Linked DNA regions of Homo sapiens: region 2 is linked to region 1. The links are chromatin loops, found by intact Hi-C in ENCODE. Cell type or tissue: HepG2. All regions are shown on one strand. Each heading gives the region's core, and the rest is flanking DNA. Links, peaks and the distances in the headings are about the cores only.

The links. Peaks named below come from ENCODE experiments on the same cell type or tissue, not always from the same donor. Only the 100,000 strongest peaks of a DNase experiment are listed, where the experiment ranks them.
Region 2: a loop joins it to region 1, with 4 times the contacts of the local background. A loop is called at or near these places in 14 of 110 quality-filtered maps.

What each region holds. Positions count from the first base shown.
Region 1 is chr20:1,179,863-1,189,926 of GRCh38, forward strand. TMEM74B (transmembrane protein 74B) reads right to left here and starts at 5,119. Exons shown (of 3, transcript NM_001304748.2): 1 at 4,440-5,119; 2 at 3,909-4,086; 3 at 708-1,725. The coding sequence starts at 3,939. The coding sequence ends at 986. LOC124904855 (a long non-coding RNA gene) reads left to right here. Exons shown (of 2, transcript XR_007067486.1): 2 at 1-90. In HepG2, for the core only: a CTCF peak has its summit at 6,067 (motif pointing left); DNase peaks (open chromatin) are centred at 6,059, 7,019 and 8,119; H3K4me3 peaks cover 3,189 bases.
Region 2 is chr20:810,579-820,642 of GRCh38, forward strand. No RefSeq gene overlaps it. Among named protein-coding and RNA genes, the nearest start is that of FAM110A, 18 kb to the right of the region's middle. RefSeq lists a silencer at 7,005-7,181. In HepG2, for the core only: CTCF peaks have their summits at 5,632 (motif pointing right) and 8,590 (motif pointing right); DNase peaks (open chromatin) are centred at 5,633 and 8,583.

The DNA.
Region 1 (10,064 bases), core at 1,127-9,126:
CAGGAGCAAGAGACATACTATGGAGGAGAAGGTGATCAAGGCCTGCATCATGCCCACAGAAATACAATAAAGCCCTCACCCTTTCCTGTGTAAAAGATCCTTCTTGCCCAGAGAACTGGGTAATATTGTGCACTTGGCTTTGTAAAAATGTGTCACTGCAGGAAATTAGACCCCAAGACCAAAACCAGGCTGTAGCAAACTTTGAACTGAACCCAACCCCACCAGGGAGCTCTTCCCTGAGACCATGAGAGCTGCTGGCTGTGGTGGTCCCTGAGGTCAGGCCAGAAAATGGCAGGGAGAATGGTTAGTGCCTGGTGGATGCCTTCCTGCCCTGGAGGGGTGACTGGAGATAGAGACTGGGTTCCCATTCCCAGGGAAGAACTAGAGGGACCTGAGGGGTCATCCAGTCCAACCCCCTCACTTGAAGGCAGGGCAACTGAGGCCTGGTGAGGGTAGGATCACAGTTTAGTCAGTGGGGGTACTGGGGGTCACTCTGGTGCTGACTTCTCCCCTCATCATGAAGCCACCTCCCCCACCTTAGATGATCAGGGCTGAAAGGGACCCCTCCACGGCCAATCAACACCCTCACTCAGCCAATAAGGACAGCAGAGGTCCCTCACTCCCCAAGGCATGAGGGAAGAGGATGGGCAACCTTTCAAACAGCTCCCAATCTTGAGAAATGCCAAGAAACCTCATCCTCCAAGAGCAGCGGTTTCCAAACTTTTGTATTTTTAGCAGCAGAAGCCATCCTCCAAACAAAACCGTATGCAAAACCTCAGCTACAAAACAGATCAGTGGGCTGCTTGCCCGTGTGGGGCATGGGCTGGGCCCCGAGCTCTCCCTCCAGCACCCAGTACTTCTTCCACAAGGCCCTATGTGAGCTCAGTTTAAAACCCCAGGGCCTTGGCAGGGGTCAGGTGGGCGGGAGCAGGGGGTGGACCTTGTAGCACTGGAGCTAAAGCAGCCAGATAAGGTGGGCTAGTTCTTAAGACCTCTGGAGGGTGTGGCTAGTCTCTGAGACCTGGACAACTTCATTCTCCACCAGGGCCTGGCCCCCATCCCCATTGAGCTGTCTCATGCGCAGGTTAATGGAGCCGTAGGTCTTCCTGGAGCCCTTGCCGGGGACGAAGGTCCTCCGGCGGTACAGCTCGCCCTTGCACAGGGAGACCATGAGCAGCACCGACAAGAGCATGCCGCCCACCGTGAGCAGCCCGAGGCCTGCGATGATGCACCTGTCCAGGTGGGAGCCTAGGCGGGCGTAGTACATCTCCAGTCGTTCCATCTCCCGCGCTGTCACTGTGTCCGGATTGACTCGAGCCTCACGGGGGATGGCGTATGCTGTCACCACCAGAAGAATCCCACTCACCAGGAAAACGAGGGCGGAAACAAAGCCATAATCCACCGGGCGGCTCACGGGCTCCAGGGCTGGCCCCTCCTCTGAATGAAGGGACAGATCATCCCGCTGGGATCGGGGCAGTGAGGAGACACCCCCAGGGGGACTGGGTGAGCTGCCCAGTCTCGTGTTCCCAGGGTTCTGGAAATGGGTCTCATGCTCCTCTGAGGAGAAGCAGGCATTCTCCACACCCTCCCTGGTTGGGGCCACTGGGCCCAGGGGAGCTGATCTCCTTGGGGCTTGGGGACCATTGCTCAGTGTCTTCAGTTCCAGACCAGGGGGAGATGCCATTGGGAAGGAGGGCCCCAGCTCATCCCTTGGCCCCTTGGCAGCTGGAAGAGAAAAAAGAAAGTCAGTTGAATGTAGCAACCTCTCCCTGTTGTGGAGGACATCATACCAGTCCCTAAGCACATGAAGGTGAGTCAGGCACAATTCCCACTTGGGGGTGTCTGCCAGACAGAGGGGAAGACAGGGAATAAGACGATGACAGAACAGTGTGATCCAAGCCCAGATCCCACTCTACCACCGGGTGGGGTATGGCTGTGGGCAATTCACTAATCCTGTCTGGCTTCAGTTTCCCCACCTATAAAATAATACTACTACTACCCTCTAGTTCGCAAAGCTGGAGTAGGATTGAGATAACCTATACGAAGTACTCAGAACACTAAGTGCTCAAAGTTAGCGATGAGTTCCTATTATACTGGAGGGAATGTAGGTAGTGTGAATATCAGGCTCAAATCCCAGCTTCACCACTTGGGCTTGGGCAAGTGATGTGACCTCTCCAGATTCGGTCTTCATCTTATCTATAAAATGGTAATGAATAAAATGCCTCCCTCATAAGGTTGTTGTGAGGATTTCATAAAATAGTGCATGCAAGACCCTGGCCAGTGCAATCCATGGACCTTGTTGTATGAGGGAAGGATGACGGAGGGGTGGGGGAGGGGGTAGAAATGCAGAAGTTGTTGTGGGAACAAAGAGGAAGGGAAGTTTCTGGGAGTTGGTGGCATTTGAGCCAGATCTCAGAAGATGAATTGGATACTTCCCAGCAATGGAAGGTGATGAGGGCATTCTGGAAAGGGGAACAGACTGCCTCAGAGGCCAGCTGGGGCCGGCTCACAGAGGACTCTGAAAGCCAGGCCAAGGAGCCCGAGAGCCATGCAGAGCTGAGGAGCTGGAGCAGGAAGTGCCTCGGCTTCAGAAGAAAGGAGGACTGATGAGATGGGAGGGGGCAAAGTGGAGGATGGGGGTCCAGCAAGGAAGCCAGCAGGTTGGGGATGGCATGGCTAAAAGGGCCAAGAGGAAGGGGCAGACTGGAGAGCCATGACTAGGTCAAAGCCAAATGCCTTTATGTAAACAGAAGTGTGGGGACCTGGACTAGAACCACAGGAGGGGAACCGGGAGGGAGAGGCGAGAAGAGGGACACTCTCTGTGCTGCAAGAGGAGTTACCCCACCCAAGAACCTGAACACAAACCCACCCAGACACAGACAGCACATGTGCATTCCCGCTGAAGGATACTGACTTACAGCCCGGGGACCATATTTGGCTGATAGAAGTTTTGCTTTGTTTTGTTCCTGGCCTGTTCATTTGTTTTTGGTGAATTAGTTGCAAATGTATAAAAAGCAAAAGATTTTAGATTTTACATTTTAAATGTTGGATTCCTGGCTTCTCCTGCAAAATGAAAGAATCTGGCCACCTTAGGCCCCCGTTCCCTTGTAACACTCGCCTGGAGTTGGCAATCGGGGCTCTTAGGCAGATCTAGCCTCTCCCCGACAGGTCCCACCTCAGCCCCCTTCCCTGCCTGGCATGTGTCATTCCTAATCCACAGCAGAACTGCATCATTCCTTGTATACACTGATGGCCTGAGGGCACATACACTCAGAGCCCTAGGCGCACAAGCCATGGGCTACAGAGACCACCAGGTGCAGAGTGGCTCACATGCTCCGGTGTGTCTACGCACACATACATGCACACACACACGATTCTCTGCATTCTCATGCCGGAGTTTATTCTCCAGTGCACTGTGGTTCGTTCTCTGTGTGTGTGTGTGTGTGTGTGTGTTTGTGTGTGTGTGTGTGTGTAAATATGAGCAAATGAAGTGAGGATGAATGGAATGAATGAATGAATGAAACTCAAAGAGCCTCAGTGCAGGAAGACATGTTTTTCAATCTTTCTGACCTTCTTGTCAATATGGACTAGCATCAGACACCTCCTCTTAGCACATATAGGGCCTTTCATGTGAGTACAAAGCTCTTTTCCCTTTACAGCCCATTTCTATCACTACGTCTCTCTTTCCAGAGTCTCAATTTAGTAAATGTTTACCAAGCACCTACTAGCTGTTGAGCCATGTACCCGACACTTCATGCAGGAGTATCTCATATCACCCTCACCAGCCCCACGATCCGGAATTACTGTCTCTATTTCATAAAACATGGCCAAGATCCCATGGCATGTATGGGAGGGTGGAGGACAGGAGTTGAATGCAGATTCCCTAAGAATTATTATCATGTACAAACCTGCAAACTCATACCCCTGTGCTGGTGGCATCACTCCACCAGCCTTCCCTGGCTCTGCATCCCTCACTCATAGACTCTTCATTTTATCCAGCTGTTTATCAGCAACCGTGAGCACCTTGAGAGCAGGCATAAGTTTGAATTCCATCTGGGTCCCCAGCCTGCGCCCAGACTGCTTTTACTTTCCAGTGAATAGACAGAAAAAAGAGATGTGTTTGTTGGTTGGCTTTTTACTCTTAGCACCAAAAACATTTTCCTGAGTGCCCAGCCACAAACAGGGACCAGCAGTGGGTGCCACATGGGTGCTCAGAAGTGGCCCCCACCCACACCCTCAGCACCTTCCACCCAACTCAGCTCCTGGAGTGGCCCAGGAACCCCTTTCCCAGACTGATATATTGATGCCTCCACACCCTGGAAGAAATCTGGAGCTCCCAAATTCTGGGAGCAGAGCTCTCCTTCATGCTGCAGGAACCCAAAACTTTTTTCTTAGGATGCCACAGTGAGAGGGCAGAGAAAAATGAGGATTCCTCTCACCCAGAGTTAGGACATCTCTCTGTTTCATGCCCAGGTTCAGAGATATTCACCAGTTACACAAAGGCCGTGCCCAATTACCCTAACATAAGCAGAAACACACCAACTGACATAGCTGCTCCCGCCCACCATTCACACCCCACGACCCCACCAGTTACTAATTTCATCTGCAGTCAGACAGGTCCTGAAAGGAACACTCCAGTTCCACACACACTCCCCCAGCAGCTGTTCCCACAGCAGTACCCACAGACACCCAGAAGTCACGTAGTGTGACCCTCGGATCTTCGGGCCACGCGAGTACCCCGTCACACGCACACGCGCGTACACACACACACACACACACACACACACACACACAAAGTGCCCCTGGGAGTGAGACCCAAGCCAGATCCACCAAGACCCGCAGGGGCCCAATACCCCACCCGCCGCGCGCACTGACACCCGGAGAGAGGGACGCACAGCGGCTGTGGGTGAAGCTTCACAAAACCCAGTCGATAGACACACGCACGAGTTGTACACAAAGCCTTGGGGCGCGCAGATACGCACACGCAGGTCCACGCTGTTGTACCCAAAGTTGCGCGCAGAAAGCCCCAGCACGCCGGCTGCCCACCGCGCCCGCTCCCGCCGGCCCAGTCCACACCCCCTGCTCCTGCCCTTGCCCACAGACGCGGGACCCGGAAGGCCGAACCGGACCAGGCGGAGGCCCGGGGAGGCCGGGTCCCCTGGTCGCATGTCCTTCGGCGGGCCGCGAGGTCAGGCTCGCCGTCCTTCGCCGCCACTCCCCGCCCCCGGCCCTCGGCCTCCTGCCGCCCCCAGCGGTCCCCTCTCCGCGTGCGTACCTGTGCCGGGCCTCCCTCCCCGCCTCACCACGCTGGGGCGAAGGGCGCCCGGCCGCCGGCGGGCGAGGGTGCGTCCTCTCCGGTGCCCGTCCGCCTTCCTGCAGCCGGCGTACGCCTGCGGGGGTCTCGCCTGCGGGGGTCTCTCTCCTGCGGCGCAGCCCGGAGGGCGCGGGCCCGGCCGCCACCGCCTCGCCCTCCCGGTCTCCCGCCCCCTTCCCGGCCCGGCCCGGAGCCACTGCCGAGGCGCACGTACCTACTCGCGCCGCGCGGAGCTGTACGGCGGCGGTGGCGGCCGCTGGGGAGGCGGGGGGGGGATCCGGGGACGGAGGGACGGGAGAAGGGGCGGGGGCCGGGGCTCGCCGAGCGCCGCGGAGGGAGCTCCGCCCGCGGCCGGCGAGGGCGCCCGGAGAGTTAGCAAGGAGAGGGACAGGAAGGCGGGTGATGGGCTGGGGCGAGGGTGCGGGGGCTCCGATCCACCGTCCTCCCCTCCCCTCCAGGCAGATCTGGATCGCCGGCGCCTGGGCTTAGGGAACTGGGGCTTGGAGCCCGCGGTCCACGGGCGCAGGGGCGGGGCGGGCGGGGGCTGCTGAAGAAGATCCCTCCCCACCACCGGAGAGCCCCTATTGCGCCAAGCGCAGGTGCCTCCCCACTCCTCACCCCCACTCTGCCACTTCCCCTTCCCCCCACCCCCACCCCGCACGCAGCCCCCAGGTAGGACCCCGGGTCCTCTCCGAGGTCCTTAGGTCGGGACGGTCTCCTCGGGCGCTTGCGGCTCCGTGGCTCAAGGGCGCCACCTGAAGGCTGCAAGAAAGAATCCGACGATCCCCCTCCCCCTTTTCTCTGCAATTTTTTTCTCCGTGGGACAGTGGAGTGCTCCGCCCAAGAGGGGTGTTCTCCTGGGGGCATTGCCAATGGCCAAACACACCCTCACCCTCCAAGGCCCAGCTGTGGGGCCTCTTCTCCTGGAACCCCTCCCTGGGCACACACCCACTTACCCCACGGGCCCCTCCATCTGGGCTCTCCTTTTGCCCGCACTGTTTGCTCTTGTCTCTGACGGTCGTGATTTTGTTTAAGGGTCAGCCTCCTCCATCGGATTGGCAGCTCCTGGAGAGCAGGACCCATGTCTGATCACCTAGAAGACCTAGGTGGGTGTGGGTGAACAGGCTGTGAAAAGGGGTGACTTTCACTTCTTTCCTTTACAGGGCCGGAGTTAAGATGAGTCCAGCGAAGTGCCTAGAGTACCAAATTCATGGAGACGTTTCCTCTTTGGGGAACACACGCCAACCCCAGAGACAGCTTTGGTCTGAATCGTGCAGGTTCCGGGAAGACACGGTGACCAGCTGAATCGTGTGGTCTCGGTTAGTACCTCTGGCCTCTGAGCCTGTATCCACTTCTGTCCATGAGGATTGTGAATGTGCAGGCTTTGAGGGCTCTGGGAAGGCCAGCAGAAGTTGGCCATGTGGAAGGACAGGCGAATGAGTGTGCCATGTCCTGCTCCTCGGCCACCTCATGAGCGGAGCCTGACCTGCCCTCCTCCAAAGTTCTGTGCAGCCCTCCCCAACCAGGAGACTGGAAGTCACCCTGGATGATGGATGCCTGTGCCTTCAAGGCCAGCATAGCCTAGCCCTAGGCAGGTCCACCAGGGCTGGGAAGGCCTCCATTTCCTCCCAGCCTTGCAGAGGCCTGGCCCGTTGTTAGAGACTTCAAAGGGATGCTAGCCCTGGCACCACACTCCTGTTCAAATCCCAGCTCCACCCCCACAGCTGGGTGCCCTGGTGTAAAGGACTGCCCTCCTGGAGCTCGGTTTCCTCCTCTGTGAAACGGATGTAGGAAGTGTTATGGGAATGGGATGAGATACCGCCTTTAAAGCACTCACTGTTCCTTCCCTCAGTCATGCGCTGTCCTACCTCAGCCTTTGCGCTGGCTGTTCCTTCTGCCTGGGACGTTTTTCTTTCTGATATTTCCCGCACTCACCCCCTTCCCTCACTTCCTTCAAGTCTTTGCTCAAATGCCACCTTCTCAGAGACGCCATTCCAGGCCATCCTTTCAAAAATAGCAGTGCCCCAGCACTCTTTACTCCCTCACTCTGAATTTTTCTCTATAGCACTTACCAACTGACATTAGTTTCTGTTTGCTTATTGCCACCTCCCCTAAAAAATAAGTGCCAAAAGAAGAGGGTTTTTGCCTGTTTCCCTCCCTGCAGTATCCCCAGACACTAGAAAAGGGGCTAACACCTAGGAAGCTCTGGATAAGTGCTCACTGAATAAAGAACAGAGAAAATGGGCAAATATTATATACTAGTTAGCTAGGTAGACTCCATCCCTACACTCAGGAAGCTTGTATTCTAGTGGGAGAAAAGGATAAGTAAATGTAACATTGCAGTTATAGTAAATGCTACCAAATAAAAGTATAGAGTGCAAGCCTCAAACAAGGGTGCCAACCTAGTCTTGGGGATAGGAATGGCTTCCTGTAAAAGTGTGGACTGAGCTGAGATTAGAAGGATGAGTAGAAGGCAACCAGATAAAGAGGGGAGGAAAGAGAAGTCCAGCAGAGCGCCTAGCATAGGCGAAGACCTTGGGGTAGAAGGAAGTGTGTGACGAGTTTGAGAGTTGCAGGAGACCAGTATGGTTGTCATGGAGGGCCTGATAAGGAACCTGGTAGGAGACGAGCCTGGGCTTAGCAGGTCAGGTCACTGCAGAGCCTTACAGGCCAAGTAATTTGTTCTTTATCCTCAGAGCAGTGGAGAGCCTCACTGATGAATGTAAGTAAAGGGTTAACAAAACCTTTTCCTCTTTTGCATGAGAATTTGACCTTTGGAAGCTCTGTTTCCTGGAAACAGATAAACATATGTCTGCTATGTTACTAAGCAACATTGCTTCTGATAAAAATGACCCCTGAGGAGGAGGCTAGAATGATCCATGTGGCAACAGATTAGAATTGGAGATACCAGAATGAACTCATGTTTAGCTTAATATAGATGCAGATGATTACATACAGAAAGTTATATATATATATAATACACACACACACACACACACACACACACGGGCTAGTATACACACATTTATTTCCTTACTGTCAGGCGAGAGGGCCTAGAAGCAATGATACTCCATAGCAACAAGCACACGTAGCACTGAAATCTTGGTTTCTAATACCATTCTCCAATAAAAGGATCCAAGGCTCCTTGAAGAAATTGCTGTTTATAGGACTTGGGCAGGAAACACTACAAGATGAGCCCAGAGCATCTGATAGTGCCAGAAAGTAAAGAAATGCTACACACACACACACACCACACACCACACACACATGCCACACACACTCTACACACACTACACATACACTACACACACCACACACACTACACACACATGCCACACACACACTCTACACACACACTACACACACCACACACATACCACATGCACCACACACACCACACGCACTACACACACACCATACACACAATACACATACTACACACACACCACACACATACACTACCTACACACACCACACACACTACACACACACCACACACACACACAAATGGTGGGGGTAGGAGCTAACTGAAAGAGTTCCCAATGGCCAAAGCTGGAAAAATTTGAGTGACAAAATAAATAAGGTAATATTGGACTGTAACAAAAAGTATGAAATAAATATCTATGAGTCCATACTGATAAAAATAACTGAACAAACAGGTAGAAAAGAGAAATCTCCCATGCAGAATTCCAAATTCTGTATCTAGATAACTCAGTCCTTGAGGAGGGGAACTGTAACTCCCCATTTTGAAAGTGCGAGGTGCACATAATGACTCCCTTTCCAAGAGTGTTTTATGGAAAGCGCTGGGGTGGCGGGGCGGGGGCGGGGGCAGGTGGGAAGTAACTTTACAGTGGAGAAACTGACAAACGTGATGACCTCAGCCAGGTGATGAAAGTCAACTCCAACAGTCAAATCACGTCGCTAGTAGGTACCTTGGATATGATGCGGCACAAATGGCACTTTACCTCTGTTGTCTTCCTCCCCAAAACCCATAGCTGCAGTCTAGTCATCAGATAAACATCAGACAAATCCCAATGAAGAAAATTCTACAAAACATCTGACTAGTTCTCCTCAAAGGTCATCAAAACAAGGAAAGTCTGAGAAATTGTCACAAACGATAGGAACCTAAAAAGACATAACGACTCAATGTAGTGTGGTACCCTTGATAGAATACTGGAACAGGAAAAGGAAATTTTGCAAAAACTATGGAAATATAAATAAAGTATGGACTTTAGCTAATAACAGTGTATCAGTGTTGGTTAATTGTAACAAATATACTCATGTAAGATGTTAACAGTAGGGGAAAGTGGGTTTGGGGTTGATGTCCTTCGGATGTTTGTCTCCTCCAAATCTCATGTTGAAATTTGATCCCCAGTGGCAGACTTGGGGCCTGGTGGGAGATGTTTGAATCATGGGGGTGGATCCCTCATGAATGGCTCTGTGCTGTCCCCACGGTAATAAGTGAGTTCTCACTCTATTCGTTCACTAGAGAACTGATTGTTAAAACAAGAGCCTGGCACTTTCCTCCCCTCTCCCTCTTGCTCCCTCTCTTGCCATGTGATGTCTGCTCCCCTTCTCTTTCTGCCATGATTGGAAGCTTCCTGAAGTCCTCACCAGAATCAGGTGCTAATGCCATCCTTCTTGTACAAGCCCACAAAACCATGAACCAAATATTAATAAACCTATTTTCTTCATAAACTACCCAGCCTGAAATATTCATTTCTTCTCCATCCCTCCTTCTCCTCCTCCT
Region 2 (10,064 bases), core at 826-8,825, 370 kb before region 1:
AAGCTCCTGCTTTAAGGTGCATAAATGCCCCTGAGGAAAAATCCACCTTGGCACTCTCCATCCTATCTTGCTGAGATTCTTGCCTGCACTCTTCTACAGAGTTCTTTCTTTCTAATAAAACTTTCCTTTTTTCAAACCAATACTATTATCCATAAATTCTTCTTCTTTTTTTGTTTTTTTGAAACGGAATCTCACTTTGTTGCCCAGGCTGGAGTGCAGTAGCATGATCTTGGCTCACTGCAACCTCCACCTCCTGGGCTCAAGTGAGTCTCCTGCCTCAGCCTCCAGAGTAGCTGGGATTACAGACGTCCACCACCACGTCCAGCTAATTTTTGTATTTTTAGTAGAGATGAGGTTTCACCATGTTGGCCAGGCTGGTTTTGAACTCCTGACCTCAAATGATCCACCTGCCTTGGCCTCCCAAAGTGCTGGGATTATAGGTATGAGCCACCATGCCCAGCAGTAAATTCTCCTTACTAATCCACGAGTGGACCACTTTCCAATGCTGAGGCTCTGACACCTCGCTGGGCAGCCACTTTTGATTATTTTGGGTTGTCAGGGCTCAGGGACACAAGAACTTGCTCCTTAGGGGAGCTGGAGGTCTAGTAGGGATTGCTTGTTCTCCATCAGGCCCCTAGTAGGGAGGCCTCTCCTGTCCCCAATCCCTGACTCCCAGGGATGCTCCCCTCCAAACCACAGCAGGAAGTTCCTCCTTAGGTCAGACCCACAGCCCTGATGCTGTGGTCTCACTGCAGGTCATAGTCTCACAGGGGCCTCTTATATTATTTTAATTTTAATTTTAATTAAATTAAATTAATTTTTTTTTTTTAGATGGAGTCTCGCTCTTATCGCCCAGGCTGGAGTGCGGTGGTGTGATCTTGGCTCACTGCAACTTCTGCCTCCCAGGTTCAAGTGATTCTCCTGCCTCAGCCACCTGAGTAGCTGGGATTACAGGCATCCGCCACCATGCCTGGCTAATTTTTGTATTTTTAGTAGAGACAGGGTTTTGCCATGTTGACCAGGCTGGTCTCGAAATCCTGGCCTCAAGTGTTCTGCCTGCCTCAGCCTCCCAAAGTGCTGGGATTACAGGTGTGAGCCACCGTGCCTGGTCTTATATTATTTTAATTTTAAATTTAAGAATACATTCTTAATATCAACCTTCAAAGACTCCCTGTTGCTTACCAAGTTAAGAAAACTACTTAAACCTCACATATAATTCCTTTCTCAACTGGGACCAATAAACCGTGACAGCTTTATTGAAGGGGGCCAGCCCCTTCACACCTGTGGGTATTTCTCGTCAGGTGGGATGAGAGACTGAGAAAAGAAATAGACACAGGGACAAAGTACAGAGAAAGAACAGTGGGCCCAGGGCACTGGCGCTCAGCATACGAAGGACCCGCACCGGCGCCAGCCTCTGAGTTCCCTCAGTATTTATTGATCATGATCTTTACTATCTTAGCAAGGGGAGTGTAGCAGGGCAACAGGTGGGGAGAAGGTCAGCAGGGAAACATGTGAGCAAAGGAATCTGTATCATGAGTAAGTTCAAGGAAAGATACTGTGCCCGGATGTGCACGAAGGCTAGATTTATGTTTCTCTTTACCCAAGTATCTCAGTGTAGCAAAGAGCAACAGAGCAGTATTGCTGCCAGCATATCTCGCCTCCAGCCACAGGGCGGTTTTCTCCTATCTCAGAATAGAATGAATGGGAATGGTCGGCTTTACACAGAGACATTCCATTCCCAGGGATGAGCAGAGAAGCCTTCCTCTTATCTCAACTGCAAAGAGGCCTCCCTCTTTCACTCCTCCTCCTCAGCACAGACCCTTTATGGGTGTCGGGCTGGGGGATGGTAAGGTCTTTCCTTTCCCATGAGGCCATATCTCAGGCTGTCTCAGTTGGGGGAAACGTTGGACAATACCCAGGCTTTCTTGGGCAGAGGTCCCTGTGGCTTTCCACAGTGCATTGTGTCCTTGGTTAACAGAGAATGGAGAATGGCGATGACTTTTACCAAGCATACTGCCTGCAAACATATTAACAAGGCACATCCTGCACAGTCCTAAATCCATTAAACTTTGATCCAATACAGCACATGTTTCTGTGAGCACAGGGTTGGGGATAAAGTTACAAGTTAACAGCATCTCAAAGCAGAAACAATTTTTCTTAATACAGATCAAAATGGAGTTTCTTATGTTTCCTTTTCTACATAGACACAGTAACAATCTGATTTCTCTTTCTTTTCCCCACACTTTCTCACGTGTTCTTTCTTTCTTTCTTTCTTTTCTTTTTTGAGATGGAGTCTCGCTTTGTTGCCCAGGCTGGAGTGCAGTGGCGTAATCTCAGCTCACTGCAAACTCTGCCTCCCAGGTTCAAGTGATTCTCGTGCCTCAGCCTCCCGAGCAGCTGGGATTACAGGCATGCACCATGACGCCCAGCTAATTTTTGTATTTTCAGTAGAGACGGGTTTCACCATCTTGGCCAGGCTGGTCTCGAACTCCTGACCTCAAGTGATCCACCTACCTCAGCCTCCCAAATTACTGGGATCATATGAATGAGCCACCATGCCTGGCCCATGTTTTTCTTGTACTTTAGGCTTTGCTACTTACAACCAGAACTGCTTACCATTCTGTCAGAAGCCTTCCAACCAGGGCAACTCCATCTTGAATAGGGGCTGGGTAAAATAAGGCTGAGACCCACTGAACTGCTTTCCCAGAAGGTCAGACATTCTTAGTCACAGGATGGGATAGGAGTTTGGCAGGACTGGTATCACAAGTACAGGTCACAAAGACCCTGCTGATAAAACAGGATGCAGTAAAAGAAGCCGGCCAAAATCCACCAAAACTACGATGGGGATGAAAGTGACCTCGATTCGTCCTCACTGCTCATTATATAGGAATTATAATGCATTCGCATGCTAAAAGACACTCCCACCAGCACCATGAGAATTTACCAATGCCATGGCAACGTCAGGAAGTTACCCTACATGGTCTAAAAAGGGGACGAACCCTCAGTTCTGGGAATTGCCCATCCCTTTCCTGGTAAAACAATGAATAATCCACCCCTTGTTTAGCATACGATCAAGGAGTAACTATAAGTATGTTCAGCTGAGCAGCCCATGCCACTGCCCTGCCTATGGAGTAGCCATTATTTTATTCCTTTACTTTCTTAAATAAACTTGCTTTCACTTTACTCTATGGATTCACCCCAAATTCCTTCTTGTGTGAGGTCCAGAAACCCTGTCTTGGGGTCTGGTTTGGTACCCCTTTCTGGTAATAATTCTGTAAGTATTTGTAGTACGTCTGAGCCACCAAAATTTCCATACTGATCCTTCCATTAGAATATCCTTTCTGCCTGTCTCTTTCTGGCAGGATCTGATCCATATTTCAAAGCCAGTCTCAAATGCCACCTTTTCCAAAGAAACCTATCCTTATATCTTTATCTAATACAAACAGTATATATTGGGAGCCTAAGAAATGCTTGTTGCATACATCAATGAATGAACCCCAAACCAATGTATTTCTCCCTTCCTTGTAATCTCCAGAAATGTTTATAAACTTTGTTGTTGTTTATTTGTTTGTTTTATTTTTATTTTTATTTTGAGATGGAGTTTTGTTCTTGTCACCCAGGCGGGAGTGTAATGGCGCGATCTCGGCTCACCACAACCTCTGCCTCCTGGGTTCAAGTGATTCTCCTGTCTCAGCCTCCCGAGTAGCTGGGATTACAGGTGTGCACTACCATGCCCAGCTAATTTTTGTGGTTTTAGTAGAAATGGGGTTTCACCATGTTGGTCAGGCTGGTCTCAAACTCCTGACCTCAGGTGATCCACCCGCCTTGGCCTCCCAAAGTGCTGGGATTACAGGCGTGAGCCACCGTGCCCGGCCTGTTGCTATTTATTTAATATACTTTATTTTTTTGAGCGATTATAAGTTTATTTTTATTTATTTATTTATTTATTTATTTATTTTTGAGACAGGGTCTCATTGTCACCTCTTGCCCAGGCTGGAGTGCAGTGGCACGATGTTAGCTCACTGCAACCTCTGCCTCCCAGAGTCAAGTGATCCTGCCACCTCAGCCTCCTGAGTAGTTGGGACCACAGATGTGCACCACCACGCTGGGCTACTATTTTTATATTTTTAGTGCAGATGGGGTTTTGCCATGTTGCTCAGGCTGATCCTGAACTCCTGAGCTCAAGCAATCTGCCTGCCTTGGCCTCCCAAAGTTCTGGAATTACATGCGTGAGCTACTGAGCCCGGCCTTAGGTTTACAGAACAGCATTCCACCCATGTTATTTATGCAGGGGAGCACACCACACACATCACTTTGCAGCTTCCTTTCTCCTCTTATATGTCTTACAGATCTTTCTGTGTTCTGTACATTGAGACACTCATTCATTGGCTTCACTCATTCATTTGAATTCATTCCTTTGTTCAACAGATATTTATCGTCAGCTCTATGTCAGGCACTATGAGAAGTGCTTGGGATATAAAACTGAACAAAATAAACAAAGTCCTTTCCATTGGAGAGATGACATTCTAGTGTAAGGAGATAGACAATAGATAATAAATACAACAAATAAATAAATACATGGTTTAGTATGTTATAAGATGCTTTCTGTAGGAAAAAAGTGAGAGGGACCTGGAGTGGAGGGAGGACCGAGTGGGGACAGGTGCAGGGTGGGGGCAGCCAGTAGAGCCCCTCTGAGGAGGAGTGGATCACAGGAGGATGACTGGCAAGACCTAAAGGTGGCAAGCTGTCTCTGGTGCTGGCTCTGAGAGCAGGATAGCTGGAGTAGAGTGAGGGAAAGGCGAGGTCAGAGGTGAACCTGCAGGGCAGGTGGGGCTCCTTCCGCTAGCGCATGGTGTTCCATTATCCAGATGCACCAGGACAAATGTCGCCCACTGCCATTACTAGGTGCTTACCATGTGCCATCAAGAACAATACCGCAGGCCGGGTGCGGTGGCTCACGCCTGTAATCCCAGCATTTTGGGAGGCCAAGATGGGTGGATCACTTGAGGTCAGGAGTTCGAGACCAGCCTGGCTAACATGGTGAAACCTGGTCTCGACTAGAAATCTAAAATTAGCCTAGCGTGGAGGCGCACTCCTGTAAACCCAGCTACTTGGGAGGCTGAGGCAGGAGAATCTATTGAACCCAGGAGGCAGAGGTTGCAGTGAGCCTAGATTTCGCCATTGCACTCCAACTGGGCAAGAGCAAAAATCTGTCTCAAAAAACAAACAAAAACAATACTGCAATAAACATTCTGTCAGTCTGTCATTTTGCCCATGGACAGAATATCTGCAGAATTAATTCCCGGCAGTGAACTTGAGAGAGATCACCCAATTGCCTTCCAAAGGAGCTGTGCCTGGACCATGGGTTTCAGCACAAAGTGCTGCTCCCTCCAACTTGTAGACTCTTCTGGCAGGTCACGGTGGAGCTCACATTCTAGCGGGAGAGTGTCCAGGGCAGAGATATTCCATTCCGTGTCTTTTCTCCCAGGGCTCGCACAGAGAGGGTTCACGCGGTAGTCAGTAGGTGGGCAGTGCTTGGTGAAGGCATTGATGGGTGGAGGGATTGAAGGATGAATGAATGGATTAGGGGCTGACAGTGCCGCTGCAGTTACTCAAAGGAGCCACCAGGAGGCGCAGGGAGCCCACATTCTGGAGACAAACCTTTTAAAAAAAGCATCTGGTGACTTAACGACCTTTTCACCAATGGCTTGTGTGGGGCCTTAATGCTAGGGTGAGAAAAAGGTGGGAGATGGAAGAAAGGGGAGTGGGTAAAAGGACATGTGGGAGAAGAAGGCAGAGAGAGGGCCTTCTGAGGGGGCCTCCACGCCAGGTAAGGACCGTTTAGCTCCCCTAAGAGCCTGCAGCATTGATGCAGATCCCAGCAAAGCCAAAACCCCCTTATGCCCACAGTTGAGCCCAAAAGCCCAGAACAGAGGGGAAAAATAAATTTCAGGATAGGCCAGGTGAAGTGGCTTACGCCTGTAATCCCAAAACTTGGCGAGGTCAAGTAATCCCAAGTACTTTGGGAGGCTGACAGGGGAAACTCTATCTAAAAAAAAAAAATAAGAAAAGGAATTTCCAGGATAAATATGTACAGTATAATCCCATTTATGTGAAAAAAAAAATCTCCACAAATAAATTCCTTTGTGCGTGTGTGTGTGTGTGTGTGTGTGTGTGTTTGTGTGTGACGGAGTCTCAGTCTGTCGCCCAGGCTGAAGTGCAGTGGCACGTTCTCGGCTCACTGCAACCTCCGGCTCCCAGGTTCAAGCAATTCTCCTGCCTCAGCCTCCTGAGTATCTGGGATTACAGGCGTGTGACACCACACCCAGCTAATTTTTGTATTTGTGGTAGAGACGGGGTTTCACCATGTTGGTCAGGCTGGTCTCGAACTCCTGACCTCGTGATCTGCCCGCCTCAGCCTCCCATAAATTCTACATATTAGTTTGGGGAGTGTGTATTTACCACATACACATCTACAGGGAAAATCTGGAAAGGTAAATGTCGAATTGACAACAGTGGTTACTTTTGTTATTGTGTGTGTAGAGAGGGGCAGGGGACAAAAAGGAAAATGAGGAGTGATCAAAGGGGACTTTAATTTTCTTTTTTTTTTTTGAGACAGAGTCTCAGCTCACTGCAACCTCTGTCTCCCAGGTTCAAGTGATTCTCCTGCCTCAGCCTCCCAGGTAGCTGGGATTACAGGCACCCGCCACCACGCCTAGCTAATTTTTGTATTTTATTTTAGTAGAGACAGGGTTTCGGTTTCACCATGTTGGCCAGGCTGGTCTCAAACTCCTGACCTCAGGTGATCTGCCTGCTGCGGCCTCCCAAAGTGCTGGGATTACAGGCGTGAGTCACTGCACCGGGCCCCCAAAGGGGACTTTAGACTAAACTGAAACATTTTAACTTTCCAGGAATCTGTAACCCTGCTATTATATAACCACAAATTAAAAATTACTTTAAAAAATGAAAAAAAAAAAAAAAAAAAAAAGGCTGGGAGCGGTGGCTCACACCTGTAATCCCAGCACTTTGGGAGGCTGAGGCAGGAGGATCACGAGGTCAGGGGTTTGAGACCAGCCTGGCCAAAACGGTGAAACCCTGCCTCTACTAAAAAGACAAAAATTAGCAGAGTGTGGTGGCACGTGCCTGCAGTTCCAACTACTCAGGAGGCTGAGGCAGGAGAATCGCTTGAACTTGGGAGGCAGAGGTTGCAGTGAGCCTAGACTGCGCCATTGCACTCCAGCCTGGGCAACAGAGCAAGACTCCGGCTCAAAGAAAAAAAAAAAAGGAAAAGAGAAAAAAAAAGGAACAATAACAACAACAAAAATTAAATGCTATCTTGTGTTGCATCAATAGAAGTCTTACGTGCAGCTCAAGGGAGGTGACAGCCCCCTCTGCTCTGCTCAGACCACACCTGGGACCTCCTTTCCTCTTCTTGGCCCTGTCCCGTGAGAAGAATAATGACAGCCTAAGGCATGCTGGGGGTTGGAGATGGGGGGAGGCTGGGGCCATCTGCACATGATACAGATCCAGGAATAGTCCCTTTACCCAAGCGGGAGAAACTGGGCAGGTGAGCAGCTTCCAGGTGTGTGGATGGCAAATGGATGCCAGACTTTAGGATAGGAATCCAGGGGTGCAGCGGATGGAAAGTCCAGCCCAGGATGGGGCATAGTTTTCCCACCCAGCTAGGGAGGGAGGGTAGGGGCTACTCTGGGGTGTCAGGAGTGCCGAAGCCTGAGGTAGGCGCAAGCCAGGCAGCATGGCAGCATCCTTCCAGAGGGTGTTGTGCAGCTGTGGAAAACAATTGCTGGGAGGCCGGCAGGGGCAGTGGTGGAGGAGACCAGAGCTTAATTCTAGGTGAGTCACAATAGCCTCATCTGTAGAATGAGTGAGGGGTGGGGCGTAGTTTCAGATTTTTTTTTTTTTTTTGACACGTAGTTTCGCTCCTGTTGCCCAGGCTGGAGCGCAATGGCGCAATCTCGGCTCACCGCAACCTCCGCCTCCCGGGTTCAAGCGACTCTCCTGCCTCAGCCTCCTGAGTAGCTGGGATTACAGCCATGTGCCACCATGCCCGGCTAATTTTGTATTTTTAGTAGAGACGGGGTTTCTCCATGTTGGTCAGGCTGGTCTTGAACTCTTGATCCGCCCGCCTTGGCCTCCCAAAGTGCTGGGATTACAGGCGTCAGCCACCGTGCCCCACCAGTTTCTGACTGATTTTCTTTTTTTTTTTTTTTTGAGACGGAGTCCCGCTCTGTCGCCCGGGCGAAGTGCAGTGGCGCGATCTCGGCTCCCTGCAAGCTCCGCCTCCCGGGTTCACGCCATTCCCGGGCCTGGGACCACAGGCGCCGCCACCACGCCCGGCTAGTATCTTTTTTTATTTTTATTTTCAATAGAGACGGGGTTTCACCGTGTTAGCCAGGACGGTCTCGATCTCCCGACCTCGTGATCCGCCCGCCTCGGCCTCCCAAAGTGCCGGGATCACAGGCGTGAGCCACCGCGCCGGGCCCAGCTTCTGATTTTATGCAGCTGGCGGGATCTTGTTCTTGGTCCTTTAAGGCGACCGGAGGGATTGCAGTTTTAAAAACTCGCCAGCAGAGGTCGCCTTCTGACGGATTTGACCAAAAAATCCATTCCGGTGGGAAAGGGGAACCTGCGCCTGCGATTCTCTCTCTCTCCCCCTCTCTCCCTCTCTCTTTCTCTCCCCCCCTCTCTCTCTCTCCCTCCCTCCCTCTCTCCTCCTACTCCTCCCTCCCTCCCTCTCTCTGTCTCTCCCTCCCTCCCTCCCGCTCTCTCCCCCCTCCCCCTCTCCCCCTCCCTCCCTCCCTTCCTCCCTCTCTGTCTCTTTCTTTGAGACAAAGTTTCACTCTGTCACCCAGGCTGGAGTGCAGTGGCACGATCTCCACTCACTGCAACCTCTGCCTCCCGGGGTTCGTGATTCTCATGCCTCAGCCTCCCGAGTAGCTGGGATTACAGGCGCCCGCCACCACGCCCGGCTAATTTTTGTATTTTTAGTAGAGACGGGGTTTTGCCATGTTGGCCAGGCTGGTCTCAAACTCCTGACCTCAAGTGATCTGCCTGCCTCGGCCTCCCAAACTAAGATTCATTTGTTGACTAAGTGAATAAAAGGGGAGACATTGAAGAGGGGGACCCGACTGGATTTGGGGGTGAAGGTGGAGTTGAGAGTGACTTTGAGGCTTCTGCTTGAGCAATGAGTGGAGGGTGCCTCTCCTGAGCTGGGGAAACTGGGGCAGCACTGACGGAGGGGACACAGCTACAGAGGGGAGAACCCTCTCCTGCCGGGGCTGCGGGTTACAGCCTGCACTGCGATTCTCTGATCTCAGGGACCTCAGACTTCTGGGGCCCTGTCCCCTACCTCTGTGTATGACCCTAGCTGGCTGAGGGCTGAAGGCTTGCTGTTGGCTCTTTCTGCACCCTCAGCCTTCTCCTTCCTCTTCCCTCTGCAGGACTCTGTCCTGGGTCCTTAGGAAGAGTCCAGGCCCCAGGACAGGGAAGTTGGGTCAGGCCTGGACCTCACATTCCCTGCCTGTCCCATGAGGTGGACAGTGAGAGGACAAATGCCTGGACCCCTGGCCCCAAACCCAAGAGCAGATGTACCGGAGAAGAGCTTCTTAGAGCACCAGGTGCCAGGGCTGCGGTGGAGAATCAGGGGGGCCCAGGGGAAGGGGCTGCAGATGAGGGAGGAGATAGATACGGAGGGCCTGTGTGCCTCCCAGATACAGGGCTGGCTTTCCCAGCCCAGAAGGTTCTTTCTGCCTTTCCCAGTCTTCTTCCATTCTCATTTCATGTTCACACTTTTGGCCATACCCAGGGTCAGCCATGAAGATTGTTCTCAGAATGTTTTCTTTCTTCCTTCCTTTCTCTTTCTTTTCTTTCTTTCTTCCTTTCTTTCTTTCCTTTCTTTTTCTTTCTTCTCTTTCTTTTTTTCTTTTCTTCTTTCTCTCTCTTTCTTTCTCTCTCTCTCTCTCCTTCCTTCCTTCCTTCTTTTCTTTCTTTCTTCTTTCTTTTTTTGAAACAGAGTCTCACTATGTCACCCAGGCTGTAGTGCA